Linked DNA regions of Homo sapiens: region 1 is linked to region 2. Evidence: read pairs that join two places in POLR2A ChIA-PET (ENCODE). Cell type or tissue: GM12878. All regions are shown on one strand. Links, peaks and the distances in the headings refer to the core of each region. The heading gives the core; the rest is flanking DNA. Region 1 overlaps TRIM37 (tripartite motif containing 37). Region 2 overlaps RAD51C (RAD51 paralog C).

Region 1 (10,228 bases), core at 3,445-8,444, 350 kb after region 2:
TCCCAGCACTTTGGGAGGCCAAGGCAGGCAGACTGCTTGAGCCCAGGAGTTCAAGACCAGCTTGGGCAACATGGAGAAACCCATCTCCACAAAAACAAAAACTAGCCATGACACATGCTCGTAGTCCCAGCTACCTGGGAGGCTAAGGTGGGAAGATCACCCGAGCTTGGGAAGTTGAAGCTGCAGTTAGTGGAAATTGTGCCTGGCAACAAGAGTGAGTCCGACCTGTCTCCAAAATAAAAAAAAATAAAAATAAAGTGGCAGGGCGTGGTGGCTCATGCCTGTAATCCCAGCACTTTGGGAGGCCGAGGTGGGCAGATCACGAGGTCAGGACATCGAGACCATCCTGGCTAACACTGTGAAACCCTGTCTCTACTAAAAATACAAAAAAATTAGCCCGGTGTGGTGGCAGGCGCCTGTAGTCCCAGCTACTCAGGAGGCTGAGGCAGGAGAATGGCGTGAACCCAGGAGGCGGAGCTTGCAGTGAGCCGAGATTGCACCACTGCACTCCAGCCTGGGCAACAGAGCGAGACTCCTTCTCAAAAAAAATAAATAAATAAAGTAAAATAAAAATTTACATGGCCGTATGTGGCTAGTGTCTACTAAACTGGACACTGCAGAACTGGTAAGGATGGGGAACAAGATAACTAGATTTTTTTTCTAATTACAAATTACAAAATTACAAATAGCAATAAAATATATAAAATCTAATTACAAATATAACAAGCCAAAAGGACAATAGGAAACACCAAAACAGAAATAGATATTTTCTTACCTCTTTAAGGTTGTTTATTTGTTGGATATAACTAGTCTGTGCAGCTTCCAACTGAGTAATGTACCAATGCTGGTCCCGGGATTTTTGAAAGAAAGTTGGTGAACGTACCTGAAACCTTAAAAGAATTGTGCCACATTAAAAAAAAAATTCAAATAGTAAAACATTATCAGTCTAGCACTGAATTCTGCAATTTGGGTTAACTTGATTATAAGGCCAAAATTCACATAAACTTAGAGCTGCTAGTATTTGTTGTTTATAGATGTAGTCCACAGATTATGACACAAGGTTCTGAAAAGCCAGTTGTCCTCAAACTACCTTTCTAAAGAAATAACATTGTACATTGTAGTTAAGCTTCCCAAACTAACCTACTCAGGCATATTTATTATAATAATGTAACTAAAATACAATGATGATCATGAGTTGGGAAGAAGAGAGCCATATACTATGCAGTTTCCTCCTATAAGGAGGAAGATAACTCTTATCCCTTTCTTCCCTAAATGAGGCCCCAGCAAAATACAAAGTTTTTTTTTTTTTTGAGACGGAGTCTCGCTCTGTCGCCCAGGCTGGAGTGCAGTGGCGGGATCTCGGCTCACTGCAAGCTCCACCTCCCGGGTTCACGCCATTCTCCTGCCTCAGCCTCCCAAGTAGCTGGGACTACAGGCGCCCGCCACTACGCCCGGCTAATTTTTTGTAGCAAAATACAAAGTTTTAAGTGCTGCTCTTTATATTTCTCTATTCCATCTCACGTTCCCGTATTTCCTGCCCCTCAGAAAAAAAATCACTTCCTGGCTCAACCACCCAGGATTGCTTTACTATCCCCCAAGGAGTTACATGCTCTAAATAAACTATATCCTGAACCCTTCAAGATAGCAATCAAAACTGCCCTTATTACAATATGGCATTATTTCAGCTTAGGTTAGGAAAAAAAGTACTGCACCTACATAAAATCGTATTAATATATAAATGACAGAATCTTAATCTATCCAGAGTTGTTTTAATTAAAAAAAAAAAAAAAACTATTACTAAAGCAAACAAACCTCTACCTTTGTTACATAGCCTAACGTGACTATATTTAAGGTGAAAAAATTGCAGTGCATGTGTGAAGGTGTTTTTGAAGAAAGGAAAAACCACAAGGCAAGACTAATTTGGACATCTACATCTCTCTCATTCCTTCCAGCCCTTTTACCCGGCTACACAATGTTAGCTGTTCATTTTTTTCTAGGATTTTACACCTTATTGTAAGAACCTACTGACCATTTAACAGTTATCTGGCAGTAGATATCTAGTTTTAGTGAAGAATACTAATGCAAGAAAGGACAGAACATAAACACTGACTATAAAACAACAGTCCTATTTAATGTTGGGATAGTCTTTATAGGTCAGAAGTTTTTGGGCATCATTATATGTTATAACTGGATGATCAAAATGAGAACTTGAGTATTAAAAAAAGAGAGAGATTGGCCGGGCACAGTGGCTCACACCTGTAATCTTAGCACTTTGGGAGGCCGAGGTGGGCAGATCACCTAAGGTCAGGAGTTCGAGACCAGCGTGGCCAACATGGTGAAACCCCGTCTCTACTAAAAGTACAAAAATTAGCCGGGTATGGTGGCGGGCGCCTGTAATCCCAGCTACTCAGGAGGCTGAGGCAGGAGAATCGCTTGAATCTGGGAGGCAAAGGTGGCAGTGAGCCGAGATCGCACCACTGCACTCCAGCCTGGGCAACAGAGCGAAACTCTGTCTCAAAAAATCAAATCAAATCAAATCAAATCAAATCAAATCAAATCAAATCAAGAGATTAAATTACGTTCTGAACGGAACTGAGTAGAGATGATTCACTCAACTGAGCAGAGACGATTCACAGTCTAGGAAGTACCCACTGGTAAGACATTAAAGTAAGACCGTCTAAACACTATTATTTTCTTTGAATGATTTAAACCACTGGTTAACTCTGCACATTAGTTCTAATATTTTGCCATTAAAACAAAACCAAGCAGCAGGTAAAATTTCTTAACTTTCTGTTTTAATGAAAGAATGAAACATACATTCATAGTTATAGAAAAGCCTTAAATAACTTTCTAATAAATACATACAAAATTCCACCAGAATCTTGAAATAAAAGGTTTAAAGTTTGAGCAATGTCTCATTAATAGGATAATGTGAAGCCCCCTATCCACAAACTTCATAGCAATTTACTTACGGTGCTACTATAGCATTATTTTATAATAAGAGAGTAGTAAATTCTGTTTTTATCTGCCAATTTCATCTTGAGTTCCCTGTGGACAAAAACCATGTCTATATTTTTCTTATTAGCAACTCAGTGTCAGGCATATGGTATAGACTCAATGTTGCTTAAAAAAAATGATGTCATAACAGGAATTTGTTTCTGTACTAATAAGTAACGCTAATAAGGATGAAATCAAGGCTATAAGAAAATGGGTCTTTTATAGGTTGGTAAAATTGATGTTTGAATAATTTTGTAATTCTCTCTATGGCTGAAGCATGAAATAGCAATAAATTATTTCTCTTGGTGAATAGTTAAACCCCAAAAGTCTGAAAAGCTATACGAAGAAAACTAAAATAATCCCTCCCCTCAAAAAACATGATTCCAGGCACCGTGGCATGCACCTGTAATCCTACCTACTTGGGAAGTTGAGACAGGAGGATCACTTGAGCCCGAGAATTCTAGACTAGACTGGGCAATATAGCAAGACACTGACTCTAAACAAAACAAAACAATAACAAAAACATATCTTTTTCCCTACACTGAAAATCATATCCCTTGTTAAACTTCTTTATACTTCCAGAAAAGCTACGGAAAACACATAAGAGTAAATGCTGATATGATAGCAACTCATCTGTCCAGTATGCTCAAGAACAAAGAGCTCCGAATAAGGGAAATTCAGGAGTACATTAAATCACTCTCAAGAAAAAAATGTTTAAAATTGTTGTGATGAGAACTTTTTAAACTGTTAAATACTCTGAAACTTCTCAGTTCAGAACATATTTTAATCTTTTTTAAATATTCAAGTTCTTATTTTGATCATCAAATTATAACATCATGTAATGATACCCAAAAACCTTTTTTTGTTTGTTTTTTGTTTTTTTAAGATGGAGTTTCACTCTTGTCGCCCAGGCTGGAGTGCACTGGTGAAATCTCGGCTCACTGCAACATCTGCCTCCCGGACTCAAGCGATTCAACTGCCTCAGCTTCCCAAGTAGCTGGGATTACAAGTGCCTGCCACCATGCCCAGCTAATTTTTGTATTTTTAGTAGAGACAGGGTTTCACCATGTTGCCCAGGCTGATCTTGAACTCCTGACCTCAGGTGATCCACCCACCTCAGCCTCCCAAAGTGCTGGGATTACAGGCGTGAGCCACGGCACCCAGCCAATGCCCAAAAACTTCTGACCTGTAAAGACTACCCCACGTTAAACAGGGCTGTTGTTTTTATTTACTTTATTATTATTTTTGAGATAGGGTCTTGCTATGTCGCCCAGGCTGGGGTGCAGTGGCATAATCTCGGTTCACTGCAACCTCCACCTGCCGGATTCAAGCGATTCTCCTGCCTTGGCCTCCTGAGTAGCTGGGATTACAGGCGCGTGCCACCACAGCCCGGCTAATTTTTGTATTTTTAGTAGAGATAGGATTTCACCATATTGGCCAGGCTGCTCTCAAACTCCTGAGCCCAAGTGATCTGCCTGCCTCAGCCTCCCAAAGTGCTGGGATTACAGGCGTGAGCCACCACACCTGGCTAAATAGGGCTGTTGTTTGAGTCAGTATTTACGTTCTATCCTTTCTTGTAAATACTACACCAACAATCAACAATAAAAATTGATGGTTTTGGCCAGACGTGGTGGCTCATGCCTATAATCCCAGCACTATGGGAGGCCGAAGTGGGTGGATCACCTGAGGTCGGGAGTTAGAAACCAGCCTGATCAACACGGAGAAACCCCATCTCTACTAAAAGTACAAAATTAGCCAGGCATGGTGGCGCGTGCCTGCAATCCCATCTACTCGGGAGGCTGAGGCAGGAGAATCGCTTGAACCTGGGAGGCAAAGGTTGCAGGGAGCCAAGATCGCGCCATTGCGCTCCAGCCTGGGCAACTAGAAACTCTGTCTCAAAAAAAAAAAAAAAAAAAAAAAAAAATTGATGGTTTTCGCAAATACCACATGTTCTCACTTATTATTTAAGAGCTAAATGGGCCGGGCGCAGTGGCTCAGGCCTGTAATCCCAGCACTTTGGAGGCTGAGGCAGGAGGCTCAAGAGGTCAGGAGATCGAGACCATCCTGGCTAACACGGTGGAACCCCATCTCTACTAAAAATACAAAAACAAAATTAGCCAGATGCAGTGGCAGGCACCTGTAGTCCCAGCTACTTGGGAGGCTGAGGCAGGAGAATGGTGTGAACCCGGGAGGCAGAGCTTGCAGTGAGCCGATATGTCGCCTCTGGGCGACAGAGGGAGACTCCATCTCAAAAAAAAAAAAAAAAAAAAAAAAGCTAAATGATGAGAACTCAAGGATATAACGAGGGGTAACAACAACAGACACTGGGGCCTACTTGAGGGTGGAGGGTGGGAGGAGGGAGAGGATAAGAAAAAATAACTATTGGGTACTAGGCTTAGTATCTGGGTGATGAAATAATCCGTACACCAAATCACCATGATGTGAGTTTACCTGTATAACAAACCTACACATGTACCCCTGAACCTAAAATAAAAGTTTAAGAAAAAAGTAGAAAATTGCTGGTTTTCGTCAACTTTCATCTTGACTCTTCTACTTTTAATTTGCTGTTATTGACAAAGAACTGATAGTTGCTTTATAAAATTAAGTTGTAAAACCAGTCACTCAAATATAATATGCACTGTGAAGTGAAAAAAATCAGCACTTTATCCCTCACTATTCTTAGATTTCCAAATGGTGAGGTCACTAGAAGTTCAACAGACAAATGGAACATTACTATACTTACTGGAAGTTGTAGTTTCCCACCCACCCCCTTTTTTTTTTCTTTTTAAAAAGATGGGGGGTCTCATAATGTTTCCTAAGCTGGTCTCAAACTCCTGGGCCCAAGCCGTCCTCCCATCTTAGCCTCCATAGTAGATGGAAACACCGGCGCACCACTGCACCCAGCTTATCTTTAATGGAATTGCTAACTAGATGTCAAAAAAAGTTTGACTTTTTGACTACAAATTTTTGATTATTATCCACTTAAATAAAACAGTTAAGAAAGTGATAAGGGGCCGGGCACGGTGGCTCACGCCTGTAATCCCAGCACTTTGGGAGGCCGAGGCGGGCGGATCACGAGGTCAGGAGATCGAGACCATCCTGGCTAAAACAGTGAAACCCCGTCTCTACTAAAAATAGTAAAAAATTAGCCAGGCGTGGTGGCGGGCGCCTGTAGTCCCAGCTACTCGGGAGGCTGAGGCAGGAGAATGGCGTGAACCCGGGAGGCGGAGCTTGTAGTGAGCCGAGATCGCGCCAGGGCGACAGAGCGAGACTATGTCTCCAAAAAAAAAAAAAAAAAAAAAAAAAAAAAAAGGTGATAAGGTTATAGTTAGTATGAATTTCAATATTCATCTTTGTTAACCAAATGATCTTTGAAATATAGTTCTGATGATATTATTTCCCCACAATAAAAACCACAACATCAAATTTTTCCTGTTACCTTAAAATCACTGTATCATTTTGTGGATTCAAGTATCCTTCATTTGCGAGTAAGTCCAAACGGAAAAATCTATTATAGCCCCAGCATTCTCCAACTTCAAAGTCAGATGCAAATTCTCGAATGATATTTTTTGTAGGATCATTACAGGACTGGTGAACCATCTCTACACGATATTCATATCTAAAATTGAAAAACAGACCATTACTATACAGTTAGTAAAGTAAGAATAAAAAACAAACTCATCTAAACATTAAGGTCACTAAGTAATTACCTGAGAAGAAACCTTATTGATATACGCAGTTACATTTCTTTTATCATTTATAAAAACAGCAGTATTTTGGGGTTTTTTTATTTATTTAAGATGGAGTTTCACTCTTGTTGCCCAGGCTGGAGTGCAATGGTGCAATTTCAGCTCACTGCATCCTCTGACTCCAGGTTCAAGTGATTCTCCTGCCTCGGCCTACAGAGTAGCTGAGATTACAGGCGTGTACCATGCTTAGCTAATTTTGTATTTTTAGTGGAGACGGGGGTTCATGTTGGCCAGGCTGGTCTTGAACTCCTGACCTCAGGTGATCCACCCACCTTGGCCTCCCAGTGTGCTGGGATTGCAGGCGTGAGCCACCACACCCGGCCAGAAAAAGAGCAGTATTTTTTTGTTTGCTTTTTTGAGATAGAGTCTCACTCTGTAGCCCAGGCTAGAGGGCAGTGGCGGGGTCTCAGCTCACTGCAACCTCTGCCCCCCAGTTCAAGTGATTCTGCTGCCTCAGCCTCCCAAGTAGCTGAGATTACAAGTGCACACCACCATGCCCAGCTAATTTTTTGTATTTTTAGTAGAGACAGGGTTTCATAATGTTGGACAGGCTAGTATCAAACTCTTGACCTCAGATGATCCACCCTCCTTGACCTCCCAAAGGGCTGGGATTACGGGTGTGAGCCACTGCGCCCAGCCAAAACAGCAGTATTTTGAACGAACCACCAAAACATGAATGGCAATAGGTCCTTTTTTCCTCGTAAAGATGTTTACCGATATATCAGGTATAAAACAACACCTCAAAAAATAAATAAATTTTGAATAAACAAGTAATTCAAAGTTGCTTTTGTTTTACTAATGCAATATTTTTTCCATATATTCACTACATATGTTTCCTCATAAATATTGTTATTTCTATTATCCTTTGAGGTTTATCACCTTGCAATTTTAAAATATAAATTTTGAAATACTCTACTGTATTTTGCCAGTACAAGTGATAAGAAAGCAAATTATTGTGTATTCAGAAAATCAAAGGCTATAAAATTTCCTAATAGAAAATAAGTATGCAGCCATAAAAAAGAACGAGATTATGTTTTTTGTGCAACATGGATGGATGGAGCTGGAGGCTATTATCCTCAGCAAACTAACACAGGAACAGAAAACCAAATACCACGTGTTCTCACTTATATTGTGGGAGCTAAATGATGAGAACTTATGAACACAAAGAAGGAAACAACAGACACTGGGGTATGCTTGAGGGCAGAGGGTGGGAAAAAGGAGAGGAGCAGAAAAGATAACTATTGGGTACTGGGCTTAATTCCTGGGTGATGAAATAATCTGTACAATGAACCCCCATGACATGAGTTTACCTATGTAACAAACCTTCATACGTAACACCAAACCTAAAATAAAAGTTAAAAAGAAAAGAAAAAGGAAAAAGAAAATAAGTAAGCTGGACACAGTGGCTAACACCTGTAATCCCAGCACTTTAAGAGACCGAGGTGGGCAGATCGCCTGAGCCCAGGAGTCTGAGACCAGCCTGGGCAACATGGCGAAACCCCGTCTCCATAAAAACAAAAAACAAAAAAATTAGCTGGGTACGGTAGTGCATTCCTGTAGTCCCAGCTACTTGGGAGACTGAGGCAGGAGGATCACCTGGGCCCAGGAGGTTGAGGCTGCAGTGAGCCATAATTGTGCCACTGTGCTCCAGCCTCAGTGACACAGCAAGACCCTGTCTCAAAAAGAAAAGAAGTATACATTGGGAAAGCCAATATATTCTAATTTATATATCCAATCTTGTAAAATTTTCAGGTTTACAAAAAGACAAAGAAGATAGCCTATAAACTTTTGTGCATTAATGCACATTATCAAGAAAATGAAAAGAAAACCTACCAAATGGGAGAAACTATTTGCAAATCATATGTCTGATAAAGGTTTAGTATCCAAAATATATAAAGAATTCTTGACCGGGCACAGTGGCACACACCTGTAATCCCAGCATTTTGGGAGGCTGAGGTGGGCGGATCACCTGAGGATACGAGTTCAAGACCAGCCTGGCCAATATGGTGAAACCCCGTTTCTACTAAAAATACAAAAATTGGCTGGGCGTGGTGGTGCATGCCTGTAATCCCAGCTATTTTGGGAGGCTGAGGCAGGAGAATTGCTTGAACCTGGGAGGCAGAGGTTGCAGTGAGCTGAGATCATGCCACTGTACTCCAAGCTGGGTGATAAAGTGAGACTCAAAATACATTAAGTAAATAAATAAATTGAGACAGGGTCTCACTCTGTCATTCAGGCTGGAGTGCAGTGGTGCGGACACAGCTCATTGCAGCCTCGACTTCCTGGGCTCAAGCAATCCTCCTGCCTCAGCCTCCTGAGTAGCTGAGACGTATGCAGGGTCTCACCATATTGCCCAGGCTGGTCTCAAATTCCTGGTCTCAAGCAATCCTCCTGCCTTGGCCTCCCAAAGTGCTGGGATTACAGGTATGGGCCAGCCAGTCTGGCATATTAACCTTTGACTGAACACAAGACACTGTAAATTTTACTCTGTTGGATGTTAGATACTTCAGCAACCTTATAAATTTTCTTGAGCTTCCTTCTGGGATGCAGTTAAGTTACTTGAAAACAATTTGATCCTTTCAGGTCTCACTTTTGTTAGGTGGGTCCAGAGCAGTGTTCAGTCTAGGGCTAATTTCTGCTATCGAGACAAAAACTTCCTTAGTGTTATACCCAATCAGTGACCCATGAATTATAAATTTCTCCACCGTGGCAGGTTGCAATAGACACAGTTCCTGGCCCCGTGTGAACACCAGTCACTCACTATTCCCTCTAATCCTGTCAAGGAGTTCTTTCCCCAATCTCAGGTAGTTTCCTCAGACATATGCCCTGATAAGTACTCTGCTGAATACTCAAGGGGAACCCATTACGGATCTCTAGACTTCAGTCTCTGCAGCTTTCTCCTCTCTGGTATTTTGTCCAATGCGCTCTAGCTGTATTGTCCTTTCTAGACTCTCAGCACTATCCCCTCAACTAAGTCTGCCAGATTCTCCCTCAGTCCCAGCTCCTCCCTGTGTTGCAGCCTGAAAACTCTCTCAAGGCTGTAAGCTGGAGAAATTGTAGAGTTAGTTTGTGTTTCTCATCTCTCAGGGACTACTTTCATTTGTTACCACCATGTCCAGTGTCTAGAAAATGTTGTTTCATGAGGTCTTTTTTTTTTTTTGGTTGTTGCAGGAAAATGGGTAGATCTCATCCCTCTTGCTTCATGTTAGCTGAAAGCAGACATTCCATACTAAACTAACAGATTTCATGTAACAGAGTTAAAAAAAAAAATCATTAATATGATTCCAGATCCCACATTGTAAATAACATTTAACAACCTACCACTTGTTCAGTTTGGATGTAATATCAAAGAAGATCCACAATTATCTAAAACCACTTTAAAAAATATTCCTCCTTGTCAAAAAGTACATTTGTGGTTCTCAGGGACTGAGGGAAACGGGGAATGGGAAGTGACTGCTAAGGAGTACAGGGATTCCTTGTGG
Region 2 (10,228 bases), core at 2,079-7,078:
CCGGATGCAGTGCTCATGCCTGTAATCCCAGCCCTTTGGGAGGCCAAGGCGGGTGGATCACGAGGTCAGGAGTTCAAGACCAGCCTGGCCAACATGATGAAACCCTATCTGTACTAAAAATACCAAAATTAGCCAGGTGTGATGGCACATGCCTGTAATCTCAGCTACTAAGGAGGCTGAGGCAGGAGAATCACTTGAACTCAGGAGTTGGAGATTGCAGTGAGCCCAGATTACGCCACTGCACTCCAGCCTAGGCAACAGAGTGAGACTACTCTGTCTCTTAAAAAAAAAAAAAAAAACCAAAAAAAAAAACCACGTCTGAAATGTTTGGATTGTTAAGCAGATTGACTTGGGGGCTTTGATTATATAGCTGATTTCATAACTGCACTAATTGTTAAAGTGTTTGGGAGGTGTTGTTTTGGTGCTTGTTATGTGAAAATAAAGTGACTGTAAAACGATTTTTTTTTTTTTGAGACAAAGTTTCGCTTTTGCTGCCCAGGCTGGAGTGCAGTGGCACAATCTTGGCTCACTGCAACTTCCACCTCCTGGGTTCAAGGGATTCTCCTGCCTCAGCCTCCCGAGTAGCTGGAATTACAGGCATGTGCCACCACGCCCAGTTAATTTTGTATTTTTAGTACAGACAGGGTTTCTCCATGTTGATCAGGCTGGTCTCAAACTCCTGACCTCAGGTGATCCTCCCGCCTCAGCCTCCCAAAGTGCTGGGATTACGGGCGTGAGCCACCGCACCCGGCCAATTTTTTTTTCTTTTTTGAGACAGAGTCTTGCTCTGTGGCCCAGGCTAGAGTACAGTGGCGCGATCTCGGCTCACTGCAGCCTCTGCCTCCCAGGTTCAAGCAATTCTCCTGCCTTAGCCTCCTGAGTAGCTGGAATTATAGGCATGTGTTACCATGCCCAGCTAATTTTTTTTTTTTTTTTTTTTTTGAGACAGGGTCTCACTCTGTCGCCCAGGCTAGAGTGTAATGGCACAATCTCGGCTCACTGCAAGCTCTGCCTCCTGGGTTCATGCCATTCTCCTGCCTCAGCCTCCCAAGTAGCTGGGACTACAGGCACCCACCACCATGCCCAGCTAATTTTTTTTGTATTTTTAGTAGAGACAGGGTTTCACTATGTTAGCCAGGATGGTCTCGATCTCCTGACCTCATGATCTGCCTGCCTTGGCCTCCCAAAGTGCTGGGATTACAGGCATGAGCCACCGCACCCGGCCACACCCAGCTAATTTTTGTATTTTTTGTAGAGAGGGGGTTTCACCATATAGGCAAGTCAGGTCTTGAACTCCTGACCTCAGGTGATCTGCCCACCTCGGCCTCCCAAAGTGCTGGGATTATAGGCGTGAGCCACCACGCCCAGCCTTAAACAGTTTTTTGAAAGATAATTTATAGGCCGGGTGCAGTGTCTCATTCCTGTAAACCCAGCACTTTGGGAGGCCGAGGCGGGCGGATCACCTGAAGTCAGGAGCCATGGCGAAACCCCGTCTGTACTAAAAATACAAAAAATTAGCCGAGCATGGTGGCAGGTACCTGTAATCCCAGCTACTCAGGAGGATGAGGCAGGAGAATCGCTTGAACCCAGGAGGCGGAGGTTGCAGTGAGCCGAGATCGTGCCACTGCACTCCATTCTGGGCGACAAAAGTGAAACTCCTTCTCAAAAAAAAAAAAGGAAATTTATATTCAAGTTCTTATTCTTTCAATTACTTATAAATTAAATGGCTTATGGGTTGACTGTTTTCTTATTTATTTATTTATTTTAAGATGGAGTTGCGCTCTGTCACCCAGGCTGGAGTGCAGTGGCATGATCTCAGCTCACTGCAACCTCTGCCTGCTGGGTTCAAGCAATTCTCCTGCCTCAGCCTCCTGAGTAGCTGGGACTACGGGCATGTGCCACAATGCCCGGCTAATTTTTTGTTTTTTTAGCAGAGATGGAGTTTCACCATGCTGGCCAGGCTGGTCTCGAACTCCTGACCTTGTGATCTTCCCGCCTCGGCCTCCCAAAGTGCTGGGATTACAGGCATGAGCTACAGCGCCCGGCCTATTGTTTTCTTTTTCTTTGTTTTATTTATTTTTTGGATGTGCGGTCTTTATTCTTTCCAATAAAAGTTTTAAAAAAAATGCTTTTCATAAGATTTCCTTTAAATGAGTATATTTCCTTTAAATGAGTGTAGTCAGCTGGATTTTTTTTTTTCATGGAGGTACTAAGTGTCCCATTTCGCTGATGACCAGCATGGTTACTGAAAGCCCTTTGGACCCTAGCAGAATATGCCACCCTGAAATATGCCACTTTGGCATAAGGATTATTTTGAGCTGAAGGCAATTGAAAAGAAACAGATAAATCTGTCTGCCCTTCCTAAAAACAGGACATAAATGCACAGAAGAGTTCCATCTTCCCTCTCTTACAGGAAGACAAAAGTTAATCACCACAGACAACTTTAGACCATTATCAGCGTACATAACAAATTTTACTAGCTATCTTTTATCTCCAGTTAGTTTCAATATTTGCTGCCTTTAGAGACTTAGGGTCCTTTTCCTTTGTCTTGTTACTTCTCTAAAAATTTACTGTACCTTCGGGACGATAAGCTCAAATCTTTTTTTTTTGAGACAGAATCTGGCTCTACCGCCCGGGCTGGAGTGCAGTGGCGCAATCTTGGCTTACTGCGACCTTCACCTCCCAGGTTCAAGCGATTCTCCTGACTCAGCCTCCTGAGTAGCTGGGAGCTGCGAATACAGGCACGTGCCACCATACCTGGCTAATTTTTGTATTTTTAGTAGAGACAGAGTTTCATCATGTTGGCCAGACTGGTCTCAAACTTCTGACCTCAAGTGATCCTCCTACGTCGGCTTCCCTAAGTGCTGGGATTATGAGTGTGAACACCTGTGCCCAGCTCCAAATCTAACCAAACTTTTGAGTTACTAATCTCTGGACTCCCCTGTGTTGTTACATGCACTATGCACAATTAATAAACTCTTTCTCTTGTTAATCCATCTTTTGTCAGTCCGATTTACAGGGCTCCAGCCAAGAAACCTAAGAGGGTGGCAGGAAAAGGAGTTTTTCTTCCCTTATACCTTAAAGCTACCTATTTCACAATGTGTGTTTGTAATAGTGTCTTAAAACCTTACTGTAACTAGAGTAGGTGTAGCACTAGGATATAAAGTTTTTATTTTTATTTTAATTAATTAATTTATTTTTTAAGATGGGGTCTCAGTCCATCATCCAGGCTGGAGTGCAGTGGCGCGATCTGGGCTCACTGCAAGCTCTGCCTCCTGGGTTCACGCCATTCTCCTGCCTCAGCCTCCCAAGTAGCTGGGACTACAGGCACCCGCCACCACGCCTGGCTGACTTTGTATTTTTAGTAGAGATGGGGTTTCACCATGTTAGCCAGGATGGTCTCGATCTCCTGACCTCATGATCTGCCCACCTCAGCCTCCCAAAGCGCTGGGATTACAGGCGTGAGCCACCACACCTGGCCTAAAGTTTTTAAATGATTGATATGAGATTAAATTGTCATTGTTTTGGTGAAAATTTGACTCTGCTAAGTGTCTATTTGCAATAGGAAATGTTTTCTATTTTAAAATATAGCTTCTTGTTTTTTCAGTGTTAATATTTAAGTACATTTTATTTATTTTTAATATTTTACTTTTTGTGAAACAGGGTCTCACTTTGTCATCCAGGCCGGATTGCAGTGGCATGATCACAATTCACTGCAGCCTTGACCTCCCTGGGCTCAGGTGATCCTCTCACTTCAGCCCCCCAAGTAGCTGGGGCTACAGGTGGGCACTACCATGCCCAGCTAATTTTTTTTGCATTTTTTGTAGAGACGGAGTTTCACCATGTTGCCCAGGCTGGTCTTGAACTCACGGGCTCAAGAGATCTGCGTGCCTTGGCCTCCTAAAGTGTTAGAATTACAGGCGTGAGCCACCACGCCTGGCTAAGTGCATTTTAAAATGCAGTAACTGGCCGGGTGTGGTGACTCACTGCCTGTAATCCCAGCACTTCGGGAGGCAGAGGCAGGCAGATCACGAGGTCAGGAGATCGAGACCATCCTTGCTAACATGGTGAAACCCCGTCTCTACTAAAAATACAAAAAATTAGCCTGGCATGGTGGCGGGCGCCTGTAGTCCCGGCTGCTGGGGAGGCTGAGGCAGGAGAATGGCATGAACCCAGGAGGCAGAGCTTGCAGTGAGCTGAGATCACGGCACTGCACTCCAGCCTGGAGGACAGAGCAAGACTCCGTCTCAAAAAAATGAAAAAGAAAAAATGCAGTAACTGATTGGTTTCTCTCTGAAATATGTGCAAAATCAAACTTTTTTTTTTTTCTGAGACAGAGTCTTGCTCTGTCGCCCAGGCTGGAGTGCAGTGGCGGGATCTCAGCTCACTACAACCTCCGTCTCCCGGGTTCAAGCCAGTCTCCTGCCTCAGCCTCCCGAGTACCTGGGATTACAGGCATGCACCACCACACCAAGCTAATCTTTATATTTTTAGTCGAGATGTGTTTTACCATGTTGGCCAGGCTGGTCTTGAACTCCTGACCTAGTGATCCACCCAGCTTCCCAAAGTGCTGTGATTACAAGTGTGAGCCACCACGCCCAGCCTCAAACTGTTTGTTTTAAACATCCAATCTAAGAAAGATTTTATATAATTGTTGCCAGTTAAATATCAAATTATACTATAGCATTCAAGAGAAAAAATGCTTCATTTGAACATTTTTTCTAACTGTGTTTTATTTTTTTGTTTTTTTTTTTGAGACAGAGTTTTCATTCTGTCACCCAGGTTGGAGTACAGTGCCGCTATCATTGCTTACTGCAGCCTTGACCTCCCAGGCTCAAGCAATCCTCTCACCTTAACCTCCTGAGTAGCTACGACCAGAGTTGCACACCATCACACCTGACTAATTTCTGTATTTTTTGCAGAGATGGGGTTTTCCATGTTGCCCAGGCTGCCGTTAACTCTTAATTTGTAGTCCTATAGAAAAAAGCAAGAAAGAGAAACTTCCATTATGTTACTTCTGTTCAATGAAGCCAGTGACTAGAAATATGAAAAGGCAGGCATTAAAACACTAGTTGTATATGTTTATAAATAATTTTACATAGCCTAATATGTAAGGAAACAGTGGAAAAATGTGAAAATAATAGATCAGGTCGGGTGTGGTGGTTCATGCCTGTAATCCCAGGCGTGAATTTGGGAAGCTGAGGTGAGCAGATCACTTGAGGTCAGGAGTTCAAGACCGGCCTGGCCAACAAGGTGAAACCCCGTCTCTACTAAAAATACAAAAATTAGCTGGGCATGGTGGCGAGTGACTGTAATCCCAGCTACTCAAGAGGCTGAGGCAGGACAGTCGCTTGAGCCCAGGAGGCAGAGGTTGCAGTGTGCCAAGATCGCATCACTGCACTCCAGCCTGGGTGACAGAGTGAGACTTTATCTAAAAAAAAAAAAAAAAAATCAAGTGGCTGGGCACAGTGGTTTATGCCTGTAATCCCAGTGCTTTGGGAGGCTGGGGCAGGAGGATCCCTTGAGCCTAGGAATTCGAGGTTGCAGCGAGCTATGATTGTGCCACTGTGCTCCAGCCTGGGCGTCAGAGTGAGACCTTATCTCTAAACAGATTAAGAGAGACATCAGGTGGGGGGCGGCGACGGATAGCATTAGGAGATATACCTAATATAAATGACGAGTTAATGGGTACAGCACACCAAAATGGCACATGTATACATATGTAACCTGCACGTTGTGCACATGTACCCTAGAACTTTAATTAAAAGATCAGGAATTATGAACTGTTTATAGTAATTTTGCTATAATTTGTCATCTTTCAGTTAAAGAATTTTGTTATCCAAAGGAGAACATTTTGTTATTAAAAAGCATTGTTTTTCTACAATTGCCAATACATCCAAACAGGTAAAACTAATTAAGAGTGTTTTGTTGTTTCAGAACACCGAAAAGCTTTGGAGGATTTCACTCTTGATAATATTCTTTCTCATATTTATTATTTTCGCTGTCGTGACTACACAGAGTTACTGGCACAAGTTTATCTTCTTCCAGATTTCCTTTCAGAACACTCAAAGGTATGAGTCAGACTACTGAAATGTAACTAACCAAGTATTTTTTGAGGTGTTTGATAAGCATGAAAAAATAACCAGTACAGTAGCATAAAATCAAAGTCAAAGCCAATTGAGAAAATCTCTTCCTTCCTTGACCTACAATTTATTTATATTTATATTTGTTTTGTGTATGTATATGTATATATAGTTTATGCTCAGAGTAAGAAATTGAAATAATATAGAAGTTTCATTTCCAGTAATAGTGGAATAGCTCCTATCAAACCACATTGTATAGAAAGGTATGAAATGAAAAATAAAAACTTCCTTGTGCTACTGTTTTCTAGTGCCTCTCCCCAAAGGTGATCACTATTGGCCAGGTGCAGTGGCTCATACTTGTAATCCCAGCACTTAGGGAGGCCATGGTGGGAGGATCATTTGAGCCCAGTAGTTCAAAACCAGCCTGGGCAACATAGTAAGACATTGTCCCCACCAAAAAAAAAATTAGCCGTGTGTGGTGTAGCTGTAGTCTCAGCTACCAAGGGCTGGGTGGAGCAGGCCTGAGGTGGGAGGATTGCTTGAGCCCAGCAGTTCAAGGCTACATTGAGCTACCGTGCCATCATGTATCACCTTTTTTTTTTTTTTTTTTTTTTTTTTTGGGTAGAAATGGAGTCAACTCCTGGGGTTAAGCGATTCTCCCACCTCAGCCTCCCAGAGTGCTGGGATTATAGGCATGAGCCACTGTGCCTGGCCCTTTAATTTTGGTAAACATTATCAGTGACAAAGATTCTCCTTGACTGAACTTGGCCCCATCCTGTCTTTGGCCTACCCAGTCCAGTCTTAGCAAAGAATCCTGCTGTCAGTTCAGAGAGATTCTCTCACATTTGATAGTCTGAGCACCTTTGATACCTGATCACGTTCCTCATTCCCCACCTTTGATATTTAAATCCTTGGCTTGCCTTTATTTATTTATTTTTTATTTTTTAATTTGATGGAGTCTGGCTCTGTCGCCCAGGCTGGAGTGCATTGGCGTGATCTTGGTTCACTGCAACCTCTGCTTCCCGGGTTAAGGCAATTCTCCTGCCTCAGCCTCCCAAGTAGCTGGGACTACAGGCATGCGCCACAACGCCTGGCTAATTTTTTTTTTTTTTTATATTTTTGGTAGAAACAGGGTTTTGCATGTTGGCCAGGCTGCTCACCTGGCTGGCCTGCCATTAGTAAGAATCCTGTTCGGTCAGTTTAGCAAGAATTTCCCTACCCTTGATGTCTCACTGTTAGTAATTGTTCATCCACTGACCCCTTCACCTTGCTCTTGGTTGTGAATCCCCAGTTGTCCTTGTATTCTGATTTGAACCCAGTCTCTCTCCCCTATTGTGATACCCCTATTAGAATAGTCTTGAATACAGTCTCCTTACTGTTTTAAGAAGTGTTAGAATAATTTTTTCTTGAACACATATCGCCCTTCAGAAAGACTGCACCAATTTCTACTCTTACTGACAATATATGAGAATGCCTATTACCCATCATCCTGACCTTTTGAATATTTTTGCCAAGATTCTGCATGGAAAATGCCATCTCTTTGTTATTTTATTTATTTTAATTAATTAATTAATTTTTTTTTTGAGTCGCCCAGTCTGACTAACATGGCAAAACCCCGTCTCTACCTAAAAATACAAAAATTAGCCTGGTGTGTTGGCATGCACCTGTGATCCCAGCTACTTGGGAGGCTGAGACAGGAGAATCGCTTGAACCTGGGAAGCAGAGGTTGCAGTGTGCTGAGATCGTGACACTGCACTCCAGCCTGGGAGACAGAGAGACTCTGTCTCAAAATTAATAAATAAAAATTAAATAAATAAATACAATAGAAATTAATTTTCTTAGAGTTCTGGAGCCTAAAAGTTCAAGATCAAAGTTCTAGCTGATTCAGTTTCTGGCAAGGGCTTTCTTCCTGGCTTGCAGACAGCCATCTTTTCTCTGTGTCCTCATATGATAGGGAGGAAAAGAAGGAGAGAGTGAATTCCCTGGTGTTTTTTCTTTTTTTTGGGGGGGGGGTGGAGTTTCGCTTTTGTCACCCAGGCTGGAGTGCAATGGCGTGATCTCAGCTCACTACAACCTCCACCTCCCGGATTCAAGCGATTCTCCTGCCTCAGCCTCCAGAGTAGCTGGGACTACAGGCGCATGCCACCACGCCTGGCTAATTTTTGTATTTTTAGTAGAGACAGGGTTTCCCCATGTTGGCCAAGATGTTCTCGATCTCCTGATCTTGTGATCCGCCCACCTCGGCCTCCCAAAGTGCTGGGATTACAGGCGTGAGCCACCGTGCCTGACCCCTAATATTTCTTCTTACAAGGACGCTAATCATCTTAGATTAGGGTCCCATCTTTATGAACTTATTTGATTACTTCCTTAGAAGTCCTTTCTCCACATACATTCACATTGGGGTTTAGGGATTCAACATACGAATTTTAAGGGGACATAATTGAGTTCCCAGAAGTTTGCCCCTGGCCCCTTGCCCCCCTACCCCCTACCTGCCCGCCAAATTCATGTTTTTCTTGTATCCATTCCATCCACACAGCCCCAAACGTCTTAACCGGTTCCATCATCAACTCTAAAAGTCCCAGGCTTCATCTAAATATTATCTAAATCAGAGATTGGTGAGACTCAAGTTATAATTCATCCTGAAGTGAAATTCCCTTCCAGCTGTGAACGTTTGAAATCAGGCAAGTTATATGCTTTCAAAATACAATAGTAGGAAATGCATAGGATGAACATTCCCAAAAGGATTATGGGTGCCTAGCAAGGCAAATTTCATTGGACCATAAGGCTCAAGAATAATCCTTTGCTGGCCAGGCACGGTGGCTCATGCCTGTAATCCCAGCACTTTGGGAGGCTGAGGCAGGCAGATCACGAAGTCAGGAGTTTGAGACCACCCTGGCCAATATGGTGAAACCCTGTCTCTACTAAAAATACAAAAATTAGCCGGGCATGGTGGTGCGTGCCTGTAGTCCCAGCTACTAGGGAGGCTGAGGCAGAAGAATCACTTCAACGCAGGAGGCAGAGGAGATTGCAGTGACATGAGATCATGCCACTGCACTCCAGCCTGAGTGACAGAGTGAGACTCCATCTCAAAAAAATAATAATAATTAAAAAAAGAATGATCCTTTGCTTTGATGCTCTGCCTTCCAGGCCCACTGCAGTAGCAGAATCACCCTACTGCTCTGTGGGGTGGCCCTGCCCCTTCCTCTCTCTGCAAGGGCCCCACCCTCTGAAACCAAGGACGACATAGCATTGCCCCCTGGGCTTATGGTAAGAGTGACAGCTCTGAGGATCTGTGATCCCCTTTGGCACCATTCTTTCCTTTTCTTGAGGAATAGGGCACATTCACAGTCAAGTAGCTCATGGTTTTCTCTTGTGGAATCAAGGAAGTCCAACAGCCTTCGTTCATTCTTTCCCACTTACTCTGTCCTCTTTACTTCAAACTAGCAGTGTTTCTGCTGTTATAATCCCTTATCTATCACTGGCTTCTGCTGAGATGGCTGATTAACATCATGGATAATCTATTTATAGAGTCATTGTTCAACCGTACCTTTGGTCTTCTCTCTAGAGCAAGCTTTCTTATTTTTAGCAATATGGATAGGCTGAGAATTTTCTACATCTCTAAGTTCTGGTTCCTTCTTGCTGAACAATTCCTTCTTCAATTCATCTGTCTCCTCTTTCATTTTTACTATAAGTGGTCTAGGAGAAACCAAGCCACTTCCTCTACACTTTGCTTAGAAATCTCCTGAGATAAATAGCCAATTTCATTTCTCACAAGTTTTACCTTCCATAAAATACTAGAACACAGCCAAGTTCTTTGCCACTTTATACTAAGCACCAGCTTTCCTTCAGTTTCCAGTAACTTGTTCCTCATTTCTGTATAAATCCTCACCAGAATAGCCGGGCATGGTGGCTCACACCTGTAATCCCAGCACTTTGGGAGGCTGAGGTGGGCGGATTGCCTGAGGTCAGGAGTTCAAGACCAGTCTGGCCAACATGGTGAAACCCCGTCTCTACTAAAAATACAAAAAAATTAGCTGGGTGTGGTGGCGTGTGCCTGTTAATCCCAGCTACTAGGGAGTCTGAGGCGGGAGAATTGCTTGAACCAGGGAGGTGGAGGTTGCAGTGAGCCAAGAACGCACCACTGC

Evidence for each region. Peaks named below come from ENCODE experiments on the same cell type or tissue, not always from the same donor. Only the 100,000 strongest peaks of a DNase experiment are listed, where the experiment ranks them.
Region 1: POLR2A ChIA-PET joins it to region 2 with 5 read pairs; 3 of 35 experiments call an interaction of 5 or more read pairs at or near these places.

Annotation. Positions count from the first base shown.
Region 1 is chr17:59,050,439-59,060,666 of GRCh38, forward strand. It overlaps TRIM37 (tripartite motif containing 37), which reads right to left. Exons shown (of 24, transcript NM_015294.6): 13 at 6,437-6,616; 14 at 776-890. It also overlaps the pseudogene RN7SL716P. Among named protein-coding and RNA genes, the nearest start is that of TRIM37, 51 kb to the right of the region's middle. In GM12878, for the core only: no CTCF peak of the experiment used is centred there; no DNase peak of the experiment used is centred there.
Region 2 is chr17:58,697,259-58,707,486 of GRCh38, forward strand. RAD51C (RAD51 paralog C) reads left to right here. Exons shown (of 9, transcript NM_058216.3): 4 at 5,938-6,071. Among named protein-coding and RNA genes, the nearest start is that of RAD51C, 9.8 kb to the left of the region's middle. RefSeq lists silencers at 2,807-2,975, 5,967-6,167 and an enhancer at 9,904-9,953. In GM12878, for the core only: no CTCF peak of the experiment used is centred there; a DNase peak (open chromatin) is centred at 4,923; H3K4me3 peaks cover 359 bases; H3K27ac peaks cover 2,087 bases.